2 separate regions of the Homo sapiens genome follow, and region 2 is linked to region 1. A link is a contact called in ENCODE Hi-C or POLR2A ChIA-PET data. All regions are on one chromosome and are shown on one strand. The core of a region is the stretch at or near the end of the contact, and the rest is flanking DNA. Distances in the headings are between cores, read along the strand shown.

Region 1 (7,570 bases), core at 2,704-5,203:
ATATTTATAGGAATTGGGGAAGTCACTAGAAAGGGTGGACTGGGGGCAGCCCTGAAGGAAGGGTTATAAAAGGGCAGGTAAGTCAGTCGGGAAGGGTGAGGTAGGTAAAAGAATTAGGGAGGAATTTAAATGGAGAGCCTACTACATGGTTAAAAAAAACATGCCAAGATTCAACCTGAGAAAGCTGATTGAAAAAAAAAATTTTTTTAAATAAAATATGCCAAGAAACATGCTAAGCACATTTTACCATTCACTCAATTATCATAATGATGCTGGAAGCATTTATTCTCATTTTTAAGATGAAGAACTCGGGGTTCAAAGAGATTAGTTTGCTTAAATTCATATAATACATGGCAGGTCATACAACTGACTCTAAGTGTGTCTGAGTGCAAATCTTGTGCTCTTCTGACTCAACAAATAGGCAGTGAAAGGAGCACTGGCCTAGGTCTTTGAAGATGTGGGTTCTGATCCCAAACCTGCCTGCCACTCCTTTGTTGCATGACCTTGGGAAAGCCAAGCCTCAGGCTCATCTTCTCTAAAGTGGGTGTTTTGACCAAGATATGCTCTAAAGTGTCTCTCAGAATCCTAGGAATCTGACTTAAGAAGATAAGATGGAGACACAGAAGAAGGAAGGGAAGCCCTGAGGTCTTCAGTAAAGTCTGTAAGCTTAAGAGTGCCCAGTCCCAGGAGTTAGAGGAAAGATCACAGATAACAGGAGACAGAGACCAGAGAAGGTCCATGGAATCAGAGGAGGAACCACTCAGGTTAGAAATGGGGAGACAGCCCATCATGGCTAAGGAAAAGTTATCCTATCCTAGGATCAGTCTAGGGAGGGGTCATATGTGCAGGCCACAGAGGCCTAACCATTAAGAAGGAAACTCAAGGGCCAGAACAGGGTAACAGGGAGGAGAGCTGCGAAGGGAGAGAGAAATCAAATATCGCCCTCTAGAGGAGAGAGAGCAGTCCACCCTTCCAGAGAGGTACACAGTCTGAGTGGGATAAGGGAGAAGGGCATGTGGTCTAAGACGCCTGGGCAGGGCGGGTCCTTACCCTCCCTCTTCATGCCAGTGGCCAGGCACTTCTGATAGCGGCAGTACTGACAGCGGTTCCGCTGGCGCTTGTCCACTGTGCAGTCTTTGTTGTCCCGGCAAGAGTATGTAAGGTCTTTGCGGATGGTGCGTTTGAAGAAGCCCTTGCAACCCTCACAGCTGTAAACCCCGTAGTGTTTGCCTACAGGGAAAGGGGAGGAGCAATAAGAAGGTTGCATGGAGACACCTTCACCATTTAGTCTGTTTCCAATCTCCCCCTAGCAAAACTTAAAGTCCTCCCTGTTTGCCAAATACAGAGATAGGGAACCAGGAGCTGAGTGATGATCCAGTCCCAGTCTCCTCACTGTTCAGAAACCCTACACGCTGCTTCCTTTTCCCTCTGACCTTCCCCCCAATCGCGTCCTACATCTCAGCTTCAGCTTCTTTACTCCCATCAGGCCTCCCCCAGGTCACTTGCTCTGACCAAACTCCATAAGCCCTGGGAATCCCACAGGTGATGATACATGGCCCAGACTCTCCCTCTCTGTTCATCCTCTGAGCCACATACCTGAGCTTCTGTCCCCGCAGATTGCACATAGCCGTTTGCCAGCCCCAGGGCCACCTGGAGGGGGTGGACAGTGCAGGCCCCGGACCCCTAAGACTGGTGGCTTCACATCTTCAGGGGGGCCAGACCCACCCCCAGGGAGTGACACTGTTGAGTTAATCTGGGATGGGGGAAATAGGGAAGTCACAGGAAGACTTATTGGGAAGCAGAATGTCACAGAAGTGATGGAAATCATTCCCTACCACTAAGCAAGGCCCTGCAATGCACATTCCAGAGGCTGTCATTTACACTGCAGTCTATGTGAAAGGCCATCCCTGGAGCACAACCCCAAAGTGAATAAACAGGCCCCCCCTGAAATTGTGCAACACAGTGACCCTGAAGGGCAGGTGTCTTGGGAAAGCAGATGGGATCAAAAGGGCAGAAAATCAGATAGATGAAAAGGACATCAAGAATATCAGAATTAGCCGGGCGTGGTGGTAGGCACCTGTAATCCCAGCTACTCAGGAGGCTGAGGCAGGAGAATTGCTTGAACCCAGGAGGCAGAGGTTGCAGTGAGCTGAGATTGTGCCACTGCACTCCAGCCTGGGCAACAGAGCAAGACTCCATCTCAAAAAAAAAAAAAAAAAAAAACACACACACACACACAAAAACAAAGAATATTAGAGTTCTTTTAGGGGAGGAAGCATGCACTGAAAGATCAGTCACCTCAGGAAAGGCAAGGGGTCTCATAAAGACCACAGGCCTGACAAGGTTAGAGGATTGGAAGGTCAATGGGCCATGGGGAAGTTCACACAAGGATCTGGGGTTACAAGGAAAACAAGAAAATGAAAGTGGCCAGGCAGTAAGTTGGTCACAACCTCTCACCTGGGGGCTGCTGACAGGCCCGGAGAATCCTGGGGGAGCTGGAGGGGGCAGACCAGGGGACCCCATGGAAGAACTGATGACTGGAAAGGGAGAGCCCAGTGGGGGTGGTGGCATCGGGGGTGGGGGTGGGGCCCCAGAGCCTCCAAGGGATGGAGCTGTTGAAGGGGGTAGGGGTGGCCCAGGAGGAGAAGGGGGAGGGACTCCCTGGGGAAGGGGATTTGGGGAGGAGCTGTCTGGGCTTCGGGAGTCTGAGGGAGGGGTATGTACAGGCACACAGACACACAAGAGACAGAAGAGACAAAAAAAGAAAATGAGTCTTCAAACATCCAACTAGAGACTTTAATTCTCTAATACCCCACCGTGCCGGACCCAGCCCACTCCACCCATCCCCAAGTTCAGAGACACCCTGCTGTCAAACAACAGTGTAACTCCGGCTGGTCCGATGGTAGTGGGTTATCAGAACTTATTAACATTTGTGTCACTAAAATTGGTATACAACCTCCCACTGCTATATTTGACTGGCTAAAAAAACCCAAAAACAGCGTAACTCCTCATTGTGGTGAGAGGAGGGAGTTGACAAGGAGAGGAGGATAGTTCAGGTGAGGAAAATTTTCCAACCAATCCATTTGAATGAATACCAGGTCATCCCAAAGCCACACCTGTCTCGTGGGTGGGGCAGCACGTGGGGTAGACCATCGAGCCCCTCTATTCCCAGCGTAAAGCCAGGTAGCCAGAGCGTGCAAGGGAAAGAGACAGGCAGGAGAGACCCCTCCTAAGACGCAGGATCTGCCTGTAAACGCCCAAAGTCCTGAGGTTTAAGAGGAATCGTGCCCTTCCCAGGCCCGCGACCTCCGGTGCCCAAGGCCTCAAGCGGTCACAGCTAGGAGGGCGGAAGCTCCCCTTCCCCGCCCCGCCCCGGGGGGGAGGGTGCTAAGGCCCTCGGGAGGGAGGGGACGCGTGTTTACAAACAAGGGGGCGGGAGCGCAAGGAAAAGAGCACCGGGGGAGGGTGTGGGGGAGGGGTCGCAGATAAAGCGGTCACTGGCTCGCCTGCCCTTCTGCTGGGGCACTCACCCCGCCCGCTGTCGCCCATCCCGTCCCGTCCAGCCTCCCCTGGCTCCGGCTCCGGGGTTTGTTGTTCTCCGCCTGCCACCGCCGCCGCCGCCGCCGCTGCGGGATCCAGCCAGGGCCGTCGCCGCCGCCACCGGGACGCGACCCCACAATGCATTTCTTTTCGCACCCCCACCGGCCCACACTGCCCTGCGGCATGCCGCTGAGGGAGGAAGGGCGGGCGAGCGGCCCAAGACATGATCCCTGGCTGAGAGTAGGGATACCGAAGAGGTCCCAGGGATTCCCAAGGATTGATCGGAGGATTAGCTGAGCACGAGGAAGCCCCTGAGAGAAAGACTCTGGCCTGGATTGGGTCGAATTAAGCCCGTCGCTCTGCTCAGTACCAAAATGACAGCGCCAATGTGGCAGCCATCTTTGTACAGACGGGAAGTCTCGGCGCGAGTTCCCGCCCCCTCGTCTAGTTGGAAACCGAGGAGGCGGTCTCCTCCGGCCTGTTAGCCCGCCTCGCCCACCCTCCCCTCAAATCACCTCCACACTCGCGCATGCGTGTCAGTGCAGGATGGATTCGTCGCTACCGGAGTGCCGCCATATTGGTAAAGGCATTAGGGCGAAGGTGGAACGGAACTTCCTGTTCTCGCGGGATCTAAAGGCGGGACTGCCACGTCCAAGCAAACCGGGAAAGGAGAGGATCCCGGAGCCGGTGAGAATTCTCTGTTTTTTCTCTACCATCCTTTCCAGGCCTTTTCCTCACCTAATGAGTCGTAGAGACGAGGGCCCAGAGAGTCTGTAAAGTGGCTGGTGAAAGATTAGTGTCCCAGGGCCCTACATCCGGGAGGTGGTTCGGGATAAAGAGAACTAGTCTTGGGAACAATGTAGGTGGGAACTTAAGGGAATGGGAGAGCGGCCCATAGAGGTGGACGGAGGGCGCGATTGGAGTAAAGCGGACCCTGTGTAGGTATAGAGTTGAGTCAAGTGGAGTCACTGCCTCTGTCCCTCTGGTCAGCGTGATGGCCAGAGGCCTGGGGGCCCCCCACTGGGTGGCCGTGGGACTGCTGACCTGGGCGACCTTGGGGCTTCTGGTGGCTGGACTCGGGGGTCATGACGACCTGCACGACGATCTGCAAGAGGACTTCCATGGCCACAGCCACAGGCACTCACATGAAGATTTCCACCATGGCCACAGCCATGCCCATGGCCATGGCCACACTCACGAGAGCATCTGGCATGGACATACCCACGATCACGACCATGGACATTCACATGAGGATTTACACCATGGCCATAGCCATGGCTACTCCCATGAGAGCCTCTACCACAGAGGACATGGACATGACCATGAGCATAGCCATGGAGGCTATGGGGAGTCTGGGGCTCCAGGCATCAAGCAGGACCTGGATGCTGTCACTCTCTGGGCTTATGTGAGTCTCCAGGGGATGGGAGAGAGAAGGGCTGGTTCTGGATTGTTGGGAAACTCCACAGTACTTGACCTTGACTCTCCCTCACCAGGCACTGGGGGCCACAGTGCTGATCTCAGCAGCTCCATTTTTTGTCCTCTTCCTTATCCCCGTGGAGTCGAACTCTCCCCGGCATCGCTCTCTACTTCAGATCTTGCTCAGTTTTGCTTCCGGTGGGCTCCTGGGAGATGCTTTCCTGCACCTCATTCCTCATGCTCTTGGTAAGTAACCTCTGACTTCTACCTCAAATCTAACCTATTTCGTTCTTTGGAGGAAAAGGGTTCTTTCTCCTTTATGATCCCTGACCTTTCGATATTCCCCCAAATACACACTCATTGTGTCAGATATTCCCTCATCTGGTTTTCCCCCCTTCTTCCAGAACCTCATTCTCACCACACTCTGGAGCAACCCGGACATGGACACTCCCACAGTGGTGAGGAAGAGACAGATGGGGATGGGAGTTGGGGTGCTGGGGAAGGTCCGTCTCTCCCTATTCCTCACCTCCCGCACTTGAGGAGGAGGAGTCTGGAATGCACATCTCCCTTAATGTCTCAATGCCTCCATTCCCAGGCCAGGGCCCCATTCTGTCTGTGGGACTGTGGGTTCTCAGTGGAATTGTTGCCTTTCTTGTCGTGGAGAAATTTGTGAGACATGTGAAAGGAGGACATGGTCACAGTCATGGACATGGACACGCTCACAGTCATACACGTGGAAGTCATGGACATGGAAGACAAGGTGAGCCCAGGAACAACTTTCCTGAAAGCTGACTTGCCTGCCTCAGAATCTCCTCATCTTATGGCCCTCAGGAGGGAGAGGACATGTTGGAAGATCTGTTCTCCACTCTGACCAACTCTTTTCTTCCCTCAGAGCGTTCTACCAAGGAGAAGCAGAGCTCAGAGGAAGAAGAAAAGGAAACAAGAGGGGTTCAGAAGAGGCGAGGAGGGAGCACAGTACCCAAAGATGGGCCAGTGAGACCTCAGAACGCTGAAGAAGAAAAAAGAGGCTTAGGTAAGGGCCAGAGTTGGTGATAAATTTGGGCAAGGGACATCATCACAAATCACATGGAATATGTGCTGTGGGTAATGGCAGGTATCTGAGAAACACTAAAGGACTGGGTGTAAAGTGGTCTCTGAGGGGAGGTGTGAGAATAGCTGACCAAGACTGGAACAAGTGGTGATGGAAGCCTCTGATCATTTTCTCTTCTTGTCCTGTACAAGACCTGCGTGTGTCGGGGTACCTGAATCTGGCTGCTGACTTGGCACACAACTTCACTGATGGTCTGGCCATTGGGGCTTCCTTTCGAGGGGGCCGGGGACTAGGGATCCTGACCACAATGACTGTCCTGCTACATGAAGTGCCCCACGAGGTCGGAGACTTTGCCATCTTGGTCCAGTCTGGCTGCAGCAAAAAGCAGGTTGGTGATGTCTGCCAAACACAGCTGCCTCAAACCCTTTATCTCTCCTCACTCACCCTAAACCCAAACAGCCTCTTATTAGTTCCAAACAATTCATACTGTCATTGACAAGTCCTCTAGAAATGAGGGGGAAGAAGTTCTGGTTACTTTGTCCTTTAGCTCAGTATTTCTTAAACTGGTCTATAAACCATCTGAATGGTTTAGTGGAGTCTTACACACACACGCCTACTCAATCAGAAAGTCTGTGGAAAGGACCTCTGATCTCTTAAGATTTTTCAGAAATTGTCTATTCTAGACTGCTCCCTCTTCTCTTTTTATTTTGATGTTTAGTTTCCAAATCCATGTCCCCTATACCTATACCCCACCAGCCACTTCTAAACCACTGATAATCTTTAGCTATTGGTGAGTGCCTTTTTCTCTTTTCTGCCCATCAGGCGATGCGTCTGCAACTACTGACAGCAGTAGGGGCACTGGCAGGCACAGCCTGTGCCCTTCTCACTGAAGGAGGAGCAGTGGGCAGTGAAATTGCAGGTGGTGCAGGTCCTGGCTGGGTCCTGCCATTTACTGCAGGTGGCTTTATCTACGTAGCAACAGTGTCTGTGTTGCCCGAGCTGCTGAGGGAGGCATCACCATTGCAATCACTTCTGGAGGTGCTGGGGCTGCTGGGGGGAGTTATCATGATGGTGCTGATTGCCCACCTTGAGTGAGGGGTGGATAAACTACCCCTGCCCCAAACCTCTACCCCTAACTCCAGGTCAGGGGTGCGTAGAGGTTGGGGGCCCTGGCCAGGGACATCTGCCAAAGGAAGGAACTGTAGCCTGGGAGAATGGTTACTTTGGCATTAGGGCCTTCAAGGGCTGGCAGTCTTACAGAGGCTGGAGCGGTGAGAATGAGAGGCCAGAGGGACCATAGTGTTGGGCACTGTCTGACCATGTTGCATTTGGAAGGCTAAATGGGGCCATGAAGAAGGCTGGAAGGGACAGGGGGTGATGGCAGCCTACCTGGTGTCCCCTACCCCACCTGTTCTCGGAGAACCAAGTTGCTACACAGGAAGTTCTCCAAGGTCCAGTTTCCTTTCTCCCACCAGTTGGTGGAGGCTTCAGGGAAGACCAGAGTCCTGGACAGAGAGGGTAACAGGAGGAGTCGGGGATAAACATCAAACATCAATCGTGTGT
Region 2 (7,570 bases), core at 2,241-4,740, 310 kb before region 1:
AGGACATACATACACAGGGGGCAGTCCATAGGAAGATGCAGGGAAAAGACAACCATCTGCCAGCCAAGGACAGAGACCTCGGAAGAAACCAACCCTGCTGACACCTTGATCTCACATTTCTAGACTCCAGAGCCAGGCGGCAATAAGTTTATGTTGTTTAAGCCATTCAGTCTGTGGTATTTCTTATGGTAGCCCTAGCAAACTAATACATCCTCCTATATTTGGACATAGGCCTGTCCTTCTTGATTAAAGGAATGTAAAAATAAGACTGTTGTCAAAGTTTTAACAAGACTTTATGAAGGCTTGGGCAAAATTGAAAAGGAAAAGACAATAGAAAATTCTTCCATTCTGATCACAGATATTACAGATGTAAGAGATCACAGGCTCCAGTCATCTAAGGGTTCTCCAACTAGAAATAGACCTGGTATGGCTGATGCTACTAATACCTGCCATGTTCCTTGGGCCTTACCACTGTAGTGCACACTGGCTGGACATTTGCATCATTCCTGAAGGCTTCCTCAAAGCCAAGAAGGGCCACTCTGCCCGACTCACAGCAGACTAGAAGGGCCGAAGAGTTCACGTGTCAGGCAGCAGCCTTCAACCAATGGGAATTGATGTACAATTGCCCAACTCCCTCCTTCCGTGGCTGGGTTAACTCTGAGGCAAGTGCTTTCCCAGAATTTCCCCAGGGGATTAAGTTCCAGTCATTCACCCTTCGTTGGCTGTTTTCCCTTCCCAATCTTTTACTCAGCTGCTACTGAAGTTTCATGCACCTCCAAAATAAATTACTTTCATTCATGTCCCTGTGTCAGGGACTGCTTCTGGAAGAAACCAAACGAATGCACCCCGGGTTAGCTTCTAATTTGCTTCACAGCAGTAAAGGTCAACTTTTCTTTGCATTACCCAAGAGAAAACTTAGCCATTACCTCATCATGGTGCTTGGATCCCTAGAACCCTGTCTCTCATGAAACCCTGATTCCTTCCTTTCCTTGTCAAGATCTTTCCTTACCCAGCATGGATGACAGTCCATTCTATTGAGTACTAAGAAAAGAGAGTTTAGAAACTGTCAGAAATATTTTTATTTCATTCAAATTTGTAATATTCCGTAGACCAGAAACAGCACACTCTTTGATCCCATCCTTGTATGCCCAAAATATCTGAGTTGGAGGAGGCACTGACCCTCTGTCACACAGTTTAACTGGATTACAGAGTGCAAGACCCCAAAACCAGTTCCTGACACTCTTTCTGTCTTCAGCCTGTGGATTCTTATCACTTCCACAGAAGAAAATTGGCTCTAAGATTATCCGGAGTACTTCCCAAATCTATTATTTATGGAACAAGTGCTGACTTCAGATATCTAGTAATCTAAGGTTTTTCATCTCCAAAGACCTTTCTTTCATTTGGCCTCTACTGGGTTTTCTATTTTTTTTATTTATTTATTTATTTATTGAGACAAGGTCTCACTCTGTCACCCAGGCTGGAGTACAGTGACCTGAACATGGCTTGCTGTATCCCTAACCTCCTGTGCCCAAGCAATCCTCCTGCTTCAGCCTCCTGAGTAGCTGAAACCACAAGTGAGCGCCACCATGCCCAGCTAATTTTTTTTTCTTTACTTTTCTTTTTTTTTTTTTTTTTTTTTTTTGTAGAAACTGAGTCTCGTCATGTTGTCCGGGCTGGTCTTGAACTCCTGGGCTCAAGCAATCTTCCTGCCTTAGCCTCCTAAATGGTTAAAGGCATGTGACCATCACACCTGGCCTACCATGGTTTTCAAATGTAAAATTTTAAATGAAAAATCTTAATCTTTTGGTCATTGCTGTTTTGCTGTGGTCTGTCTCCCATGGCATGAGGGGAAATGCGTTATCTGCCTCTGTTGTAGAAAGATGCCTGAGGAAAATAATCCTCAGTTGATGTCTCAGGATTTTTCCTGCCATATACCTGGAATGTGTAAAAGCACAGGAAATATCCTAGTATAACACAAACTACACACAGTTACCTTTGGGACCTAGAATGGAATGGGGAGGAGGGAGAAACAAAGGAGACCTTTTACTCCGTACCCTTCTGTATGGTTTGAACTTGTTGTTTTTTTTTTATAGACGGAGTCTTGCTCTGTAGCCCAGGCTGGAGTGCAGTGGCACAATCTTGGCTCACTGCAAGCTCCGCCTCCTGGGTTCACGCCATTCTCCTGCCTCAGCCTCCCGAGTAGCTGGGACTACAGGCGCCCGCCACCACGCAAGGCTAATTTTTTGTGTTTTTAGTAGAGACGGGGGTTTCACTGTGTTAACCAGGATGGTCTCAATCTCCTGACCTTGTGATCCGCCCGCCTTGGCCTCCCAAAGTGCTGGGATTACAGGTGTGAGCCACTGCACCCGGCCGGTTTGAACCTTTTATAACAAGAGTGAATCCAGATATTTACTATGTAATTTTCTCATTTAGTCTAATCATTTAGACTAAATGATTAGAAGAAGCAGGACTTAAAAAGAAATGAATGAATTTCCACTAGGGGGTGGTAGAGAATCATAATCCATATCATAGTCTGAAACTGAAGGGCAAAAGGAAATAGTCAAGTTCAGAATCACATGCTGCAGCCCATTTGTAATTATAAATCTTTATTAACTAGCTCAGTGTGAGATCTAATTTCTTCATAAATGCCCAATAATATATAATATGCTCTTTTGAGCAACGCTTTTCAGATTATGTTCTCATACAGCCTTTTACAGCCCTTTACAGCTTTTCTGTAAACTGGGCTGAGATGTACCACTAAATGAAATTGAATGATAGGAGTCCATTGTGGTTGGAATAGATACACACAGTGATTGATTTAGGTAGATTAGAAGGTGGATGGATGGATAGATAGATAGATAGATAGATAGATAGATAGATAGATAGATAGATATGCGCACACACATTCCTCTCCTTGAGTCCCCCTGGGTAAGCCGAGGCATGAGTACTCTGAAGGAAAAGCAACCATGAGTGAGCTGCAGCATCCTTACTTAACCTCCAAACTTAACCTTTGTTGTAATATATATAGAAAAATGAGTTCCGAATTCCCTCCTTAATCTCCAACATGCAGGCACTATGCCTCTGCCCAGTTTCTTTACCCATGCCTTTTATTATATCCCATCCCCAACTGAACCCTATCTCGACCTGGTCAATAGGTGTGAGACCCAGATATTCTTATCCGGGAGATGCTATTTCTTTTTTTCCAGAGGCCAGAGGTGGTTTTTAGTAACCACCTGTATCATTTTGCAGGGGCTTCTTAAATGCGTGGCCAGACTCACCTCACTGTGCCTAGGTGCCAATATGGCCTCTCAGCTTTATTCCCCTTGCAATCCAAAATCTGCCAGAACTGGACAGCAGTTTGATCCTTGAATTAGACCGTGGTTCATGATGCTTGCTTCTCACCCTCCCACCAGCTGTGCTTTATTTTTCTTTGATTCTAACTATTACAGAAAAGACAAGTCAGACTCCTTCATCGCTGGGCAAAGTTCCAAGTAAACTGCATTGGGAATCCTTGGCATTTTAACAATGGCTCACTGCTCCCCTTGTGACTAATGGGCAACACAGGCCTGTTTATGAGTTCAAGTCTCTGTCCCTGGATCATGTAATTTTAATTGTTCTGTTACTTCATTTCAATCCTGGTCCCCACAGCATTTTTCTCACTGTTCATTTTCAAATTTAGTGTCCAACCTATTACTGTGTGCTTTTCTTAATCCCTAGACCAAGCACTCTCTGGCTTGCTCATTTTCCCACTTGGGCACCCTGGATCCCAGCCAGAGGTGGCCCTTACCACTTGGCTCCTCCCTCAGTGCCCTTGGACCTCTTTGGCTCGTAACTGCTTCTGCTGAAGGTCATCCTTTTGGCTCCATGATCTTCATGGCTGAGGTTGCTTCATTACTTCTGGAGGGAAATCTTGCTGCTTTCTGTAAACATTTTTTTCTCATGGCATATTTATGTGGAACTGTGCCATTTCTTTTCCTACTTATTCTGAATAAATTGAGCATTCCTGGACCAGATATTAGTGGAAGACTCCTATTGGATGGGGGTGGGATGATGGGTTGGTGAGAGAAGACATGGGCAATAGTAACCTCCCAGGTTTTACAACCGAAGGACCAATCCTTTATTACTAACACGTAAACTTTATCTTAAAATACGCTGCATCCATGTTTTTTCCAACTTGGGGAATTTAATCTATTTCAGCAAGGATTCTACCACGGTGTTAGGACCCCCTGCATTCCAGAGGGAACCTTTGTTATCTGCCACCTTGGAACCTCCAAAACAAAGTCTGCTCCCCCAATATGTGGGCCTTCTTCTGCCTTCCCCAGCATCTGGGCCTCACTGTAGCTCAGGCCAACTGCCAACAGCTCCAACCTAGGCTGGCTTCTACTCTTAGAGAGAGAATATTTTCGGGCCCTTTCCGAGATCCCGCACCACTAGTTCCCTCCACGCTTTCATCTGTTGCCACAGCAACATTTTGGCTTCTTATGCCCAGTTCTGCTCTCCGTTGCTTTAAGCACAAATGACATGCAATTTGGGATGTAACCATACTTTTTGTTTCCTAGTTTCACTAAAAATGAGGTTCTTGTGTGGTTTTCTTTTTCATTCTCTTTGCTGTACTATATAGAGAAATGAATTCTGAACTGAATTCCCTCCATATTCCTAGCAAAAACATAACTCCTTTGAATTGCAATTTTGATTTCCTTTTCAACCCAAAAATTAGTGAGATGTTTTTAAGTTTCCAAGTGGAGGCTTTCTTGTTAGTACTGTTTTGGTGAGGTTTTGTTTTGTTTTATTTTAGTTTTGTTTTGTTTTTCTATGTATGTGTTTTATACCGGTGAGAGAATATAGCCCGTGTAGTTTCTAATTTCTATTTAATTTTACTTTGTGGTTTAATGCATTATGTTTGGGAAAATATGCATTCACTATTTGTTGAGTACACAATTTTATAAATATTTGATAAGATCATTATTTGCTTTAGCAAAATATCTTACATTCACATTATTTTACAATTGGATATGACAGTTTAGTTTAAAAGTATGCTAAAAGCTCTTAAATGTGTCAATTTATCTTTCCTAACAAAGCACATTTTTTTCCCTAACTTTCAAAGACTTGTTTAGGATATGAAGGCTTATAACTTATGGGTAGTTGGTGAATTGTACATTTTAGCATAATAAAGTATCCTTCTTTGACACTGAAAAATTTCTTCATCATTTATTCTACTTTGTTCAATATTAGTATTTGTAATGGTTTGAATGTGTCCCCAAAAAGCATATGTTGGAAATGTAATATTCAATGCAACAGTGTTAGTAGGTGAGGCTTAATGATGAGAGGTGTTTAGGTCATGACGACTCCATCCTCATAAATGAATTAATGCCAATTACAAAAAGGCTAAAAGCCTGTGAATTCAACCTGTTGCACTTGGGCGCTCTCTCTTTCTCTTTCTCTCTCTCAGCTCTCTTTTTATCCCTTTTGCCTTCCACCACAGTATGAGGCAGCCAGAAGATTTTTGCAAGATGCAGGCCTCTCAACCTTGGATTTCCTAGCCTCTAGGACTGTAATAAGTCAATCTCTGTTCTTTAAAAATTATCCAGTCTTGGATATTCTATTATAGCAGCACAAAATGGAGTAAGACAGTATTTCTATCCATAATTAATTTTTGTTAGCATTTGCCTGAGTTTATCATTGTCCATTGGTTTAATCACTCGGTGTCATTTTGTTTTAGGTGCTTTTTGTTTGTTTTTGTTTTTATTTTGAGACAGGGTCTCAGTCTGCCGCTCAGGCTGGAGTGCAGGGGTGCGACTACGGCTCACTGCAACCTCAACCTTCCAGGCTCAAGCGATCCTTGCACCTCAGTTTCCTCAGTAGCTGGGACTACAGGCATGCACAACCACGCCTGGCTAATTTTTTTATTTTTGTAGAGATAGGGTCTCGCTATGTTACCCAGGCTGATCTCAAACTCCTGGGCTCAAGTGATCCTCCCTCCTTGGCCTCCCAAAGTGCTGGGATTACAGGTATAAGCCATTGCCACCAGCACTTTTTGAATAGCAAATACACACACACACACACACAGACCATCTTTACTGAGCAGAAAAATTTAGATTTAATGCAATGATATAAATGGACATTACAAATGCATATATATCTGGATTACTTCTGCCATCATATTTTTATATTTACCATGTTTTTTCATTTTTTAGTCTTCTGTCTCAATAAATTTCATCAAATTGCCTTTGTTACTTCTGTCTCTATGCAAATGATTTCTTATACATCTTTTTCCTTTTTTCTTATGATCCAGTTTTTGAAATATTTTTCTACAAATAAGTAATGCATGTGATGCATATCTACAAGAATTTTAAGCATCCATTTTTTCCCACCAGTCACATGAAGGAATGGAACGTTACCCTTAACATTAAAGTTTCCTGTATTTGTCTTCCCTTAGAATCTCCCTTCCTCTCTGCAAAATGCAACTATTATTCCAAATTTGGAGTTGATCATTATCTTGCTTTTCATCATAGTAAATATTGTCTTTGTCTGACAACAAATTAACATCATAATTAATATCAAAATGTAGTTTTCTGTTGTTTTCTTCATTCAACAATATGATTTTAAGAATTATGCAAGTTTATTATTTTATCTGTATTCCACTGATCTTGATGTTGCATAGAATTCCACATTATGATTATGCCAAAATTTGTGTATCAGTTTACCTGCAAATGGACACTGGGTTGTTTCCAGCTTTTTGCAATTACAAAGAATGCTCTCATGACTTTTCCTGCACATTGCTCTTGGTGCCTTATTCAATAATTTCCCTAAGGTGCATATATATTTAAGGGTAGAGCTGCTATGCTTTAGGATATTCTCAGCTTCAACTCTACAAAATGCCAATTTTTTTCCAAGTAGATTATTTCAGTTTGAAGTCCACCATCAGAGTATGAGTTCCCCTCACCCTACATCCTCATTGATTTTTGATAATGTTAGACTTTTCAATGTTTGTCTATTTAGTGATTTTAAAATGTTATTTCAAGGACTGTTCTAATTCACAATTCTCTGATAACTATTGTGAGCTTAACTTTTGTACGTTTATTGGTCTTTTATATATCCCTTTTTGTGAACTGCCCTTTCACATCTTTTGATCATTTTCCTATGGGGCTATTCTTAGATGTTCTGGATATTGATCCTATGTAAATTATGTGTGATATAAATAAGTTTAGATTGTGGCTTTTTTTCCTTTAGAGTGTGTTTTGATTAAAGTTTCTAATTTTAATGTGGTCAAATTTATTCATCTTCTCTTAACATTTTTGTTTTTAAAATGTGTATGTGTGTCTTTTTAATAAATATTTTTCTACCTTGAAGTCATACAAATATTTCTTTCACATTTTCATTTAAAAGTTTTACAGTTTTGCCTTCAATACGTCGGTACTTAGTTCATCTGGAATTTATTATGATGTATATATATCCACTAATCCAGTGTCATAAATTCAAACTTATTGAATTATACATCCTTTACCCACTGGTCTTTAATGACCATTCTTCACATACAAGGGGTCCTGACACTCTTTCCATTCTATTCTAT

Evidence for each region. A loop is a pair of places that touch in the nucleus more often than their neighbours do. ChIA-PET counts read pairs that join two places held with the same protein, here RNA polymerase II (POLR2A). Pooled maps may share reads with other maps.
Region 2: a pooled map shows a loop between it and region 1 (2.1-fold over the local background). The contact joins the enhancer-like site here to the promoter of RXRB in region 1. A Hi-C loop is called at or near these places in 2 of 168 maps with a recorded cell type or tissue (CD4-positive, alpha-beta memory T cell and tibial artery), 1 of 37 single-sample maps with no recorded cell type and 14 of 50 pooled maps. POLR2A ChIA-PET finds 5 or more read pairs at or near these places in 5 of 52 experiments (Caco-2, HEK293, HEK293T and 2 more).

What each region holds. Positions count from the first base shown.
Region 1 is chr6:33,196,712-33,204,281 of GRCh38, forward strand. It overlaps RXRB (retinoid X receptor beta), which reads right to left and starts at 3,954. Exons shown (of 10, transcript NM_021976.5): 1 at 3,531-3,954; 2 at 2,458-2,705; 3 at 1,597-1,753; 4 at 1,051-1,230. The coding sequence starts at 3,765. SLC39A7 (solute carrier family 39 member 7) reads left to right here and starts at 4,156. Exons shown (of 7, transcript NM_006979.3): 1 at 4,156-4,945; 2 at 5,034-5,202; 3 at 5,361-5,414; 4 at 5,552-5,716; 5 at 5,849-5,989; 6 at 6,199-6,395; 7 at 6,830-7,570. The coding sequence starts at 4,535. The coding sequence ends at 7,102. It also overlaps the pseudogene RNY4P10. RefSeq lists a silencer at 946-1,146 and enhancers at 3,683-4,184, 4,185-4,686, 4,687-5,188.
Region 2 is chr6:32,883,366-32,890,935 of GRCh38, forward strand. No RefSeq gene overlaps it. Among named protein-coding and RNA genes, the nearest start is that of PSMB9, 33 kb to the left of the region's middle. Within about 2 kb of position 3,491, at least 5 of the 41 ENCODE cell types and tissues checked have a DNase peak (open chromatin) inside an H3K27ac peak, as active enhancers do.